Linked DNA regions of Homo sapiens: regions 2, 3 and 4 are each linked to region 1. A link is a contact called in ENCODE Hi-C or POLR2A ChIA-PET data. All regions are on one chromosome and are shown on one strand. The core of a region is the stretch at or near the end of the contact, and the rest is flanking DNA. Distances in the headings are between cores, read along the strand shown. Region 1 holds the start of HMG20B (high mobility group 20B). Region 2 overlaps ZFR2 (zinc finger RNA binding protein 2). Region 3 holds the start of MATK (megakaryocyte-associated tyrosine kinase). Region 4 overlaps NFIC (nuclear factor I C).

Evidence for each region. A loop is a pair of places that touch in the nucleus more often than their neighbours do. ChIA-PET counts read pairs that join two places held with the same protein, here RNA polymerase II (POLR2A). Pooled maps may share reads with other maps.
Region 2: a pooled map shows a loop between it and region 1 (5-fold over the local background). The contact joins the enhancer-like site here to the promoter of HMG20B in region 1. A Hi-C loop is called at or near these places in 1 of 37 single-sample maps with no recorded cell type and 5 of 50 pooled maps. POLR2A ChIA-PET finds 5 or more read pairs at or near these places in 1 of 52 experiments (WTC11).
Region 3: a pooled map shows a loop between it and region 1 (2.6-fold over the local background). The contact joins the promoter of MATK here to the promoter of HMG20B in region 1. A Hi-C loop is called at or near these places in 1 of 50 pooled maps. POLR2A ChIA-PET finds 5 or more read pairs at or near these places in 2 of 52 experiments (WTC11 and activated CD4-positive, alpha-beta T cell).
Region 4: a pooled map shows a loop between it and region 1 (2.6-fold over the local background). The contact joins the enhancer-like site here to the promoter of HMG20B in region 1. A Hi-C loop is called at or near these places in 1 of 168 maps with a recorded cell type or tissue (CD4-positive, alpha-beta T cell), 4 of 37 single-sample maps with no recorded cell type and 10 of 50 pooled maps. POLR2A ChIA-PET finds 5 or more read pairs at or near these places in 2 of 52 experiments (HEK293 and naive thymus-derived CD4-positive, alpha-beta T cell).

The regions. Positions count from the first base shown.
Region 1 is chr19:3,571,458-3,574,193 of GRCh38, forward strand. HMG20B (high mobility group 20B) reads left to right here and starts at 1,487. Exons shown (of 10, transcript NM_006339.3): 1 at 1,487-1,537; 2 at 1,835-1,890; 3 at 2,235-2,343. The coding sequence starts at 1,853. It overlaps LOC124904618 (a long non-coding RNA gene), which reads right to left and starts at 2,360. Exons shown (of 2, transcript XR_007067101.1): 1 at 1,088-2,360; 2 at 1-198. RefSeq lists enhancers at 133-701, 702-1,269, 1,164-1,253 and silencers at 1,434-1,573, 1,594-1,643, 1,664-1,753.
Region 2 is chr19:3,811,149-3,813,884 of GRCh38, forward strand. It overlaps ZFR2 (zinc finger RNA binding protein 2), which reads right to left. Exons shown (of 19, transcript NM_015174.2): 14 at 2,672-2,736; 15 at 124-218. Among named protein-coding and RNA genes, the nearest start is that of MATK, 26 kb to the left of the region's middle. Within about 2 kb of position 1,348, at least 13 of the 41 ENCODE cell types and tissues checked have a DNase peak (open chromatin) inside an H3K27ac peak, as active enhancers do.
Region 3 is chr19:3,785,016-3,787,751 of GRCh38, forward strand. MATK (megakaryocyte-associated tyrosine kinase) reads right to left here and starts at 1,366. Exons shown (of 14, transcript NM_139355.3): 1 at 1,154-1,366; 2 at 49-271. The coding sequence starts at 120. RefSeq lists enhancers at 1-794, 156-450 and silencers at 156-450, 2,325-2,523.
Region 4 is chr19:3,427,240-3,429,975 of GRCh38, forward strand. All of the region lies in intron 3 of NFIC (nuclear factor I C), which reads left to right. Among named protein-coding and RNA genes, the nearest start is that of SMIM24, 52 kb to the right of the region's middle. Within about 2 kb of position 1,377, at least 31 of the 41 ENCODE cell types and tissues checked have a DNase peak (open chromatin) inside an H3K27ac peak, as active enhancers do.

The DNA.
Region 1 (2,736 bases), core at 237-2,736:
TTTTCACTTTTTGGCTATTATGAATCACGCTGCTACCGACGCTTGTGTACACGCTTTTGTTTGAACACCTGTTTTCAGTTGTCTGGAGTATATTCCTAGGAGTGAACTGCTGAATTGCATGGTGATTCCACATTTATTTAACCCTTTGAGGAAATGCCAGTCTGTTTTCCAAAGCAGCTGCATCTGCCTCCTAGACATCTGAAGGATTCAATGAATGTGTATTGAGCATCCACCATGGGCAATGCTGTGAACCAAACAGGCAGGCCACAGGGAGAAGCCGACTTATGGAGGCAAAAAAAAAATCAGAGAAGGCCTGGCTGAGCAAGTGACATTTAAGCGGACTTGAGGAAGAGGAAGTGGGCCGGGCGTGGGGGCTCACGTCTGTAATCCCACCACTTTGGGAGGCCGAGGCGGGTGGATCACGAGGTCAGGAGTTCAAGACCAGCCTGGCCAAGATGGTGAAACCCTGTCTCTACTAAAAATACAAAAATTAGCCGGGCGTGGTGGCAGGCGCGTGTAATCCCAGCTACTCGGGAGGGTGAGGCAGAGAATTGCTTGAACCCGGGAGGCAGAGGTTGCAGTGAGCCGAGATCCAGCCACTGCACTCCACCCTGGACGACAGGGTGAGACTCCGTCTCAAAAACAAAAGAGGAGGTGAGCAGCCCCAACTTGGGCCAGAAGCCTAGACTGCTGCTGGGAGGTCCCTGATCCACCAGAGCGGAGCCTCCTGACCCATCCTCACGAAGTCCTTGCCATCTCCCTTCACCACCATCTTTCCCCAAACACTTCCAGCCCAGCTCCCAACCCCACCCCCTGCCTGACCCACACCCAGTTCTCAGCTTCCCAGCATCCCAGTCTCTCTGTCCTGGATATCGTGTGATGTCCCCGTTGCACAGGGGGGAAAGCCGAGACCCCAGAGGGAGAGCAGCCCCTATGGCCAGAAGCCCTCGGATCCGGACGTCGGGGGCTCTAAACTGAGTAAATACATAGGAAACTTCTCCGCTAGGTTTTGCAGGATGTTAAGAACAGGTCCCACCTTGCCTAGGGCTGGGGACTGCCTCGCAGGACCTTAACCCTAGCAACCCACCTCCGTCCCCATGGCAACCGGGGCGGGGCCCGACCCGGATCCGCCGGTCGCCCCATCCGGCAGCGGCTGGGAGTCTTGCCTTCAGAGAGGGAGGAGGAGTCCGCGCCTCTCCTACTGGCCCTTTAAGAGGCTCCGCCCGGCAAGTCCGCCACTCGCTCCCGATTGGTCCCGAGCGCGGCCGAGCGCAGCCGAACTTGACGCACCGCCCGCAGCCTTCCTTACCAACCTCCCACGCGACTCAGCAACCTCCCCAACCAATCGCCGGCCGGCGCGCCGATCGGTATCTGCATGGGCTCGCCCGGGGGGAAGGTCTCACCCAATGGGACCGTTCGCCGAGGCCTTCATTAGCATGCCGGGGGCGGGGAGGGGCGGGGCGGCCGACGGGGGCGGGCTGCGGGCGGTTGGTTGGAGCGTCGCGCAGTCGGGAGGTCCGGGAAAGTTTCTTTGGAGGTGAAAACAGCCGCGGAACTCCGGGCCCTGAGAGGGGGCGGGGGTGCAGGGGTCCCAGGGCCGGGCCGGGGTCTTTCCTGGCCCGGGGGAAACCGGCCCAGGCCTCCCGGGGGGGGCAATCGCCCAACAAAGGATTCTTGGGGCGCCCGCCCTCGAGGACTTCCCTGCCCCTGGATCCGGCCCCCCCAGCGCTCCGGGCCCGGCATCCCGGGGCTCTCCATCGCGGGGTACCCCAGTTCGCGGTCTGCCATCGGGCAGCCCGGGCGCTACTCACCTCCGCCCGCGTCCGTGTTCCAGGTCCGGCCCGGAGCGGCCATGTCCCACGGCCCCAAGCAGCCCGGCGCGGCCGCCGCGTGAGTGCACTGATCCCCTCCCCACGCCCTCGCTACTTTCCCGGCTGCAGCCCTAGCTCCTGAACCCCTGACCCAGTCCCTCCCGCCGGAGTCTTGACTCCCCCACCTGGGTCAGGGGGCTTCTCCCTCCACCCAATTCTGCACCCCCCACCTCGGCCTCCAGTCCCTCCCAGGAGCCCCGCTTGTCCCACCTTCCCCGGATACTGACCCCATCAGACCCTGCCTCCTCGGGCTCATGCACTCTCGCTGCAGCCCCGCCGTCGGGGGTCAAAACGCCCTGGGGTGGGCTTTTGGGGGAGGGGAGATTCTTGGGACGGGGCTGACCGCGGTATCCTTGGCTCCAGGCCGGCGGGCGGCAAGGCTCCGGGCCAGCATGGGGGCTTCGTGGTGACTGTCAAGCAAGAGCGCGGCGAGGGTCCACGCGCGGGCGAGAAGGGGTCCCACGAGGAGGAGGTGAGAGTCCCTGCGCTGAGCTGGGGGAGGCCCCGGGCTCCCGCCCCAGCCTCGAAGCCCCGCCCCAGGCTGGATTTGAATTGCTTGTGGCTCCGCCCACAGCCCATTTTCCTCTGGAAGCTGAGACCCCGCCCCGTGCCAGCTGCCACGCCCCTGACAGGTCCTCTGCCACTCTAAGTCCAGGCCCCGCCCACCGCACAATGCCAGCTCTGCCCACTCTAAGGTCCCGCCCACTTCCACTCCTTGGGGGCGGCACCCTCCCCTTGGTCCTGTGGGCCCGTTCTCCAGCAGAAAACCACGCCCACCAAGCAGAGGCCACGCCCACAACCGAAGTCAACGCCAACCCTGTACTCAAACCTCGGCCCATAGTTCCTCAGATCCCCTCACCCCTGG
Region 2 (2,736 bases), core at 98-2,597, 240 kb after region 1:
GGCGTCCCGGTCTGCGCTGGGAGCCCACGGGGCTGAGGCGGCCGCGCCGGGTTGACCTGGTGCCTCTGAGCTACGTTCCTCAAAGTCACCCCTCTCCCCCTGCTCCACCCCTGCCCCCCTGACCTGAAACCACCTGGCATGACGGAGGGCGGCCAGGGACTCGAGGCACTTCTTGGGGCTCAGGACATCACCTGCATCAGCCTGAGGCTCCTCCACACCTTCTAGAAGAAAAACCTCGAGGTGTGCGGGGAAGGTGCCTCGTCCCGCTCTGCTGCCGACGGGGTGAGGGGCTCAGTTTGGGCCCCTCGACGCTTTTTTTTTTTTGAGACACAGTTTCACTGTGTCACCCAGGCTGGAGTGCAGTGGCATGATCTTGGCTCACTGCAACCTCTGTCTCCGGGGTTCAAGTGATTCTCCTGCCTCAGCCTTCCAAGTAGCTGGGATTACAGGTGCCCGCCACCACATCTGGCTAATTTTTGTATTTTTAGTAGAGACGGGGTTTCCCCATGTTGGCCAGGCTGGTCTTGAACTCTTGACCTCAGGTGATCCTCCCACCTCAGCCTCCCAAAGTGCTGGGATTACAGGCGTGAGCCACCGTGCCCGGTGGGGATTTTATTTTTTACGTATTTAGAGACAGGGTCTCGCTCTGTGGCCCAGGCTGGAGTGCAGTGGTGTGACTGGAGCTCACTGCAACCTCGAACTCCTGGGCTCACGTGATCCTCCTGCCTCAGCCTCCTGAGTAGCTGGGACTGCAGGCGTGCACCACCACACCCAGCTAATATTTATTTATTTATTTATTTGTTTGTTTGTGTTGAGATGGAGTCTCACTCTGTTGCCCAGGCTAGAATGCAGTGGCGCAATCTTGGCTCACTGCAACCTCCGCCTCTCGGGTTCAAGTGATTTTCCTGCCTCAACCTCCTGAGTAGCTGGGATTACCGGCGCACGCCACCACGCCCAGCTAATTTTTATATTTTTAGTAGAGACAGCGTTTCACCGTGTTGGCCAGGCTGATCTCGAACCCCTCACCTCAGGTGATCCGCCGGCCTTGGCCTCCCAAAGTGCTAGGATTACAGGCGTGAGCCACCGCGCCTGGCCAAATTTTTTTGTTTTTTTTATAAATGGGGTCTCACTACCTTGCCCAGGCTGGTCTCGAATTTCTGGGCTCAAGCAATCCTCCCACTTGGACCTCCAAAAGTGCTGGGATTAGAGAGGTGGGCCGCTGTGCCCGACCTAAAAAGGGAGTTTTAGAAGCTCACCTCCCCACCACGCTGGGCCTGGGGAGAGGAAGCGGGGGCAGGAAAAGGCCGACAGGAAGTGCACTTTCCTGGGGGGCGGCTCACGGGGCTCTTCTGTCACTGATCTGTCCTCACAGAAGGATTTCCGCTCACTTCATCACCCACCCGAGCCAGGAAAGAGCCACTGTCTAGTGGCCGCCAACCCTTAACCCGCCCCCACAACCGCGCCACTCCCCAGCCTCCTCCGCATTTGTGTCACAGCCTTCAGCTAGCGCCAAAAGCCACTCTCTTCCCCACACTGTACTTAGTTTTTAGATGACTATTTGTGAGGACTGATCGTGACTTTCCATTTAATGATTCAAGGCTCTTATTAAAAAACAAAACAAAACACTTAAGCTTTAAAAAACAAATTGGGCCAGGCATGGTGGCTCATGCCTGTAATCCCAGCACTTTGGGAGGCCGAGGTGGGTGGATCACCTGAAGTCAGGAGTTCGAGACCAACCTGGCCAACCTGGTAAAACCCTGTCTCTACTAAAAATACAAAAAAATTAACTGGGTATAGTGGCGCACACCTGTAGTCCCAGCTACTCGGAGGCTGAGGCAGGAGAATCGCTTGAACCCAGGCGGCGGAAGTTGCAGTGAGCTGAGATTGCGCCATTGCACTCCAGCCTGGGCAACAGAGCGAGACTCTGTCTCAAAAAACAAACAAACAAAAAATACCAAATCGATTGAAAGAGAAACATCAGTAGGTCATGGCCCTCAGTTATGACCAAAAAAGATTACGAAGGGGGTAAAAGATGATAGGAGTTTGGAAAACTGCCCTAGAGACTGTTCTGGAAGATTCCACAGCTGGCTGAGACTTCGGGAGCACAGACGTGCAGTGTGTTACTGATGCCTGTCTTCGCTGTGGCCGCTGGCCAAGACCCTCGCTGCCCCTAGCCTGGCCCGGCCCCTCACCCACCCTCCCAGGCCTGGCAGGTCTGGCTTTAAGACCCCCGATTCCCTACATTCCTAATCAGTGGCACTGGGACTGTGGTGACTGATGGACAGAGTCAAACTGAGCTTCTGCCGTGACCCAGGGGAAATGGCTCAGACCTGTCCTTTGCCGCCAGGGCTGGTGTCACCAGGGCCTGAGAAGCAGGTGCCAGCCCTGGGTAAGGGCAAGGGAGGTGACACGGTGTCGCTTGCCCGAGCAAGGCCCCTGCAGCCAGGCTCTGAGCCCATCTGATGCTGTCACCGACTCGCCGCCTCTGCTGCCCGGAGACCCAGCTCTTGTGTGACCCATGGAATCCTCAGGGGGACAGCAGTGCTGGAGCGTGGCTGCTGTGGCATTTCCTGCTCAGGGCAGAGGCGGACGCTGCCCCAGGCCTGGGTGTGGGGAGCGCCCTGGGGAAGCGTGAGGGGGACAGTGGTTGGAAGGAAGGGCTGGGCCGCACCTGGGTCTGTGGAGGGGTCCTCCCGCATCAGAGGTGAGGTGACAGATATGGTGACCTGCATCCTG
Region 3 (2,736 bases), core at 116-2,615, 210 kb after region 1:
GGGACCCAGAACTGGCTCCCCAAGCCCCTGTGGGGAAGTGATCTTTACCCGGGGAAGTTCCTCAGCAGAATCACAGCCGTGAAATGCCCGCCAGGAAACCAGAGAGCCTCGCCCCGCCATCGCCCCCAGAGGGAAACTGAGGCAGGTGAGAGGCACACTGAGCAAGTGGTCACAGTCGGGGACGCTGGGAATGGCCTGCCACAGGCCAGTCGGCTGGCACAGGAGGTAGGGAGCTGGGTGCCACTGGACCGAGCCTGGTTCTTCCTGTTTTCTGGTTGGTAGGCAGGGGCAGGGTGGGGAAATAGGGATGAGTCAAGGTCATTCCCAAGAATCTCTGACCGTGGGGTGGAGCTGGGGGCAGGGGCGGGTCCTGTAGCCCTGCTGGGCTCCTCCGGCCACCCGCTGAGCCTCTCTGATCCCCCCCCAAACCCAGGACAGACACACAAAGTCACTCATTGCTGCAGGGGTGGGGGAGCCTCCCTGCCTCCCCCATCTCCCCGACCGCTAGTGGCTGGGAAGTGGGCGGTGCTGGGGGGTGAGTCTCGGCCCCTCCAAGATGCGCCTCCCATGAAATCCTCCAGTCCCACGTGTACTCACACGCATACGGATGCATGCACACGCACAGAAACACACAGGGCTCGGACACAGCTGCGCGCAGACAAGCAAAGGACCACGTCCACGTGGAAACAGGTGTGCGCACACGTCCCCGCGCATCCGCGCGCACAAGCGCTCCACACCTGGGAACGTGCGCACCTGTCCCCCGCCCCCGGCACACACACAGCCGCCCCACACTGGAACACCTGGGCGCCAGCGCCGGGCCACTCGGGCACGCAGGGCGCTACGCAGGGCCGCGCACACGCTTTTCGGCCACACGCGCACAGCCCTCCACGTGGACGCGCGGGTACACACGCCCGGGGCTCGTAGCCGCGCACACCCGCACCCAGGAAACCCCAGCCACCACCACGCGGGGTCCGATCGCCTCTGAGCACCCTCCGCCCCAGCCGCGCACCCGCTGCGCGCCCGGGACGCGCACACTCGCGCACACACCGGCCCTTCCTGCGCACGTCCCGGGCCCACCCCCGCCTAGAGCCCTCGGGGTTTCCCCCCACCCCGGCCTCGGGGTCTCTCCACGTCTCCCCGCCGACGTGCTCACCTGCTCAGGGGGCGCCCCCGAGCCGCGCCCCGCGCCCGCCCCCAGGAGGGCCTCCGCGAGCCGGCTGCACACCCCGAGGCGGTCCCGGCTGCACAACTTGGAGCGAGTTGCTCCGTTTCCTCATTTTGGGGGCGAAGAAGGGTCGGGGAGTGGGGGAAAGCGGGAGGCGCCGCGGCCTGGGAGGCCCCCGCGGGTCCTAGCGCCGGCCGCACTGCGGTCTCCTCCGCGCGCCGCCGCCGCCGCCGGCCCCTCCCCGCCCCGCCTCCGCGGCCCCCGGCGCCTCCCGCGCGCCCCGGGCGGGGTCCCGGGGCGCACGCGGGCTCCACGCCTGGCCCTGACCTGGCCCTGTCGGGCGTGCACCCCCCACCCACCCTGGGAAGCGGGGTTCTTGGAGCGTGGAACGGGCGCCGCCAGTGCGCGCGGCGGGGACCGGGGGTGAGGGAGAGTGAGCTGCCCGTCCGGGGAGATAAGCAAGGCGCCAAGCCCGGACTCCCAGAGGACACTTCGTACTCTGCAATTCCAACTCCCTCAGTGTCGCCCATTTGAGCACCCACCGTCTCAGAGGGCTATTGGTGGTTGACAAAAAAAAAGCTTTCAAAATGTCAGCCGCTATCAATATCATTATCATAATCATCAACATTAAGGGAAAATTGGAGTAACAGAATCATCGGGAACTGTAATCATCCGGATGCAAACTTCTTAGAGCTGCCCTCCTTGGAGGGTAAAAGGGGGGCCTGGGAGTTGGAGGGACCTGGCTCTGCCCGTAGGTAGGAGGTACCCCTTTTCCAGCCGGGATTTCCTCCCCCATATGGAGGGTGGGGGCCCCACCCGCTTTCACCTCACAGAACAGTTTGATCTCACTTGGTCTTGGTGGACAGGGCCCTGGCCCCCAGCGATGGCTTTGTGGTTGGGGTGACCAAAACGCCCAATCTGCTTTCACCCAATGCAGGCCTTTATCTTTATTTTTATTCATTTATTTTTTGAGACAGGGTCTCACTCTATCCCCTGGGCTGGAGTGCAGTGGCGTGATCATAGCTCACTACAGCCTTGACCACCTGGGCTCAAGCCAGCCTCCCGCCTCAGCCTCCCGTGTAGCTGGGACCACAGGGTAATTTTTTTTTTCCCAAATTTTCATAGAGCCATAGAAGGGGTAGCCTCAGGAGGGGGTGAGTTCCCTGTCCTGGGAGGAATCCAAGAATTGGCCACTTTGCCTTTTTTTTTTTTTGAGATGGAGTCTTGCTCTGTTACCCGGGCTGGAGTGCAGTGGCGCTATCTTGGCTCACTGCAACCTCCACCTCCCGGGTTCAAGCAATTCTCCTTCCTCACCCTCCTGAGTAGCTGGGATTACAGGTGCGTGCCACCACGCCCTGCTAACTTTTGTATTTTTATTTTTATTTTTTTGAGATGAAGTCTCACTTTGTTGCCCAGGCTGGTCTTGGACTCCTGGGATCAAGCGATCCTCCCATTTCGGCCTCCCAAAGTGCTGGGATTACAGGCGTGAGCCACCACGCCTTGCACCTTATCATCCTTTCTAAGGGATGAGTCCTCTGAAACAAAGATGAAGTTCATCTTAGGAGGGCAAT
Region 4 (2,736 bases), core at 127-2,626, 140 kb before region 1:
CTCAGCCCTCTGTTTTCTTTCCTTCAGAGGAAGTTAGTGATTGCCTATGGATTTGCTTAGTTGTTTAGTGACTGCACGGGTGTCTGCTCATCTCCCCAGTGGAATGTCACCTCCTCCAGGGCAGAGGCTTTGTCTGTCTACATCTCTGTTGTGCCCTCAGGGCTTAGAATGGGGCCTGATGCAGAGTGGGTGCTCAATAAATACTTGTAGAAAGAAAAGAAGGAGAGAGGGAGGGATGAAGCAGAGAGAAGAAGACAAGAGAGGATATATGGGGAGAGGAAGGAGGAGAGATGAAAAAGAAGGAAGGGGCCAAGTGCGGTGGCTCACGCCTGTAATCCCAGCACTTTGGGAGGCCAAGGCAGGTGGATCACCTGAGGTCAGGAGTTCGAGACCAGCCTGACCAACATGGTGAAACCGTCTCTACTAAAAATACAAAAATTAGTCGGGCATGTTGGCACACACCTATAATCCCAGCTAGTCGGGAGGCTGAGGCAGGAGAATCGCTTGAACCCAGGAGGCAGAGGTTGTGGTGAGCCGAGATTGTGCACCCTGGGCGACACAGCGAGACTCTGTCAAAAAAAAAAAAAAAAAAGAAGAAGAAGAAAGAAGGAAAGAAAGAAAGAAAAGAAAGAGAGAGAGAAAAAGAAGGGCCGGGTGCGGGGGCTTACGCCTGTAATCCCAGCACTTTGGGGGACTGAGGTGGGTGGATCACCTGAGGTCAGGAGTTTGAGACTAGCCTGATCAACATGGAGAAACCCTGTCTCTACTGAATATACAAAAATTAGCCAGGCGTGGAGGCACATGCCTGTAATCCCAGCTACCCGAGAGGCTGAGGCAGGAGAATTGCTTGAACCCGGGAGACAGAGGTTGCAGTGAGCTGAGATCGCGCCATTGCACTCTAGCCTGGGCAACAAGAGTAAAAACTCCGTCTCAAAAAAAAAAAAAAGAAAAGAAAAGAAAAAGAAGGAAGGGGCCAGGGCGCAGTGGCTTACACCTGTAATCCCAGTACTTTGGGAGGCCGAGTCAGGTGGATGACCTGAGGTCAGGAGTTCAAGACCAGCCTGGCCAACATGGCGAAACCCCATCTGTACTAGGAGGACACGGGAGGCTGACGCAGGAGAATTGCTTGAACCCAGGAGGAGGCGGAGGTTGCAGTGAGCCGAGATCACGCCACTGCACTCCAGCCTGGGGGATAGAGTGAGACTGTCTCAAAAAAAAAAAAGGAAAGGAAAAGAAGGAAGGAAGAGAAAGCGAGTGGGTGAGGCGTCCTTCTTGGAAGGACCGGAACAGGCATGCACAGGGAGGCTGGAAGGTTCTCGGAGGTTCACAGGCCTGAGGCCACTCCTCACTGGCCCCCGGTGACTCCTCCGTCTGTGACCCGGGTCCTCCGCGGCCTCCTGTGATCCCCAGACGCCTCTCTCCAAGCCAGATGTTGGAGGGAGGTGGGGGCAGCGGCGCTTGGCCTGGTCCCCTGGGGAGCTTGGGCGTCTGGTAGAGGAAATCACGTCCTCCCAGCTCGCCAGGGAGTCCCCCAGAGATGGAGCTGAGCAGGCGCTGCACAAACAGGAAACCCCGGTCGGGGGAGGCGGAGGGGGCGTGCTGACACCAGCTGGCCAGCTGGGTCAGCAGGAAACGGCTCTGGCCACTTCTCCTGGACACTCGGGGGCCACCGCTCTGTCCTCTTCAGAATGCGTGGCCCTGAACCTCCCAGCGCGGGGCAGGGTTGGTTCATTGCCTTCACTCAGCAAATGACTGTAACAGGGGGCCGGGTGCGGTGGCTCACGCCTGCAATCCCAGCACTTTGGGAGGCTGAAGCGGGAGGATCGCTTGAGCCCAGGAGTTCAAGACCAGCCTGGGTAATATAGCAAGACCCTATCTCTACCCAAAAAAAAAATATACACACACACACACACACACACACACACACACACACACTAGCCCCAGGAGTTCAAGACCAGCCTGGGTAATATAGCAAGACCCTATCTCTACCCCAAAAAAAAAAAAAAAAATATATACACACACACACACACACACACACACACACACACACACACACTAGCCAAACACGGAGGTGCATGCCTGTAATCCCAGCTACTTGGGAGGCTGAGGTGGGAGGATCGCCTGAGCCCAGGAGTTTGAGACCAGCCTGGGTAACATAGCAAGACCCTATCTCTACAAAAAGTAATAATAATAATACAAAAATTAGCCAAGGGTGGTGATGCGTGCCTGTAGTCCCAGCTACTTGGGAGGCTGAGGCAGGAGCATCACTTCAGCCCAGGAGTTCGAGGCTGCAGTGAGCTATGATTGCACCGCTGCACTCGAGCCTGGGCAACAGAGCAAAATTCTGTCTCTAAAAAAGAAAGATTGTAACAGGGGGACTGGCGGGGGTTTGGGTCTGCAGAACTGGACACAGCCCTGAGCTCCCTGCAGTCCGTGCTGCCCCCTGGGGGCCGGGAGAGGAACTGCTCCCACCGCCACCCAAAAGCCAAGAGCCTGTCCCACCTCCAAACCTACCAGGCTCCCTGGCTCTTTCCACTCCAACCCTGCTGGCCTGCAACTTGCCAAGTGCATTTCTACCCGGAGGCCTTTGCACGGGCTGTTCCCAGTGCCGGGAACATCGTGGCCCTCAGGGAGGTGATGAAACATCATCCCCATCGGAGAAGCCAACAGTCACGGGGCGGTTGCCAGGCGCTGTTCTCGGAGCTTTGCAGATTTTAACAAGTTCCTTCCTCTTAT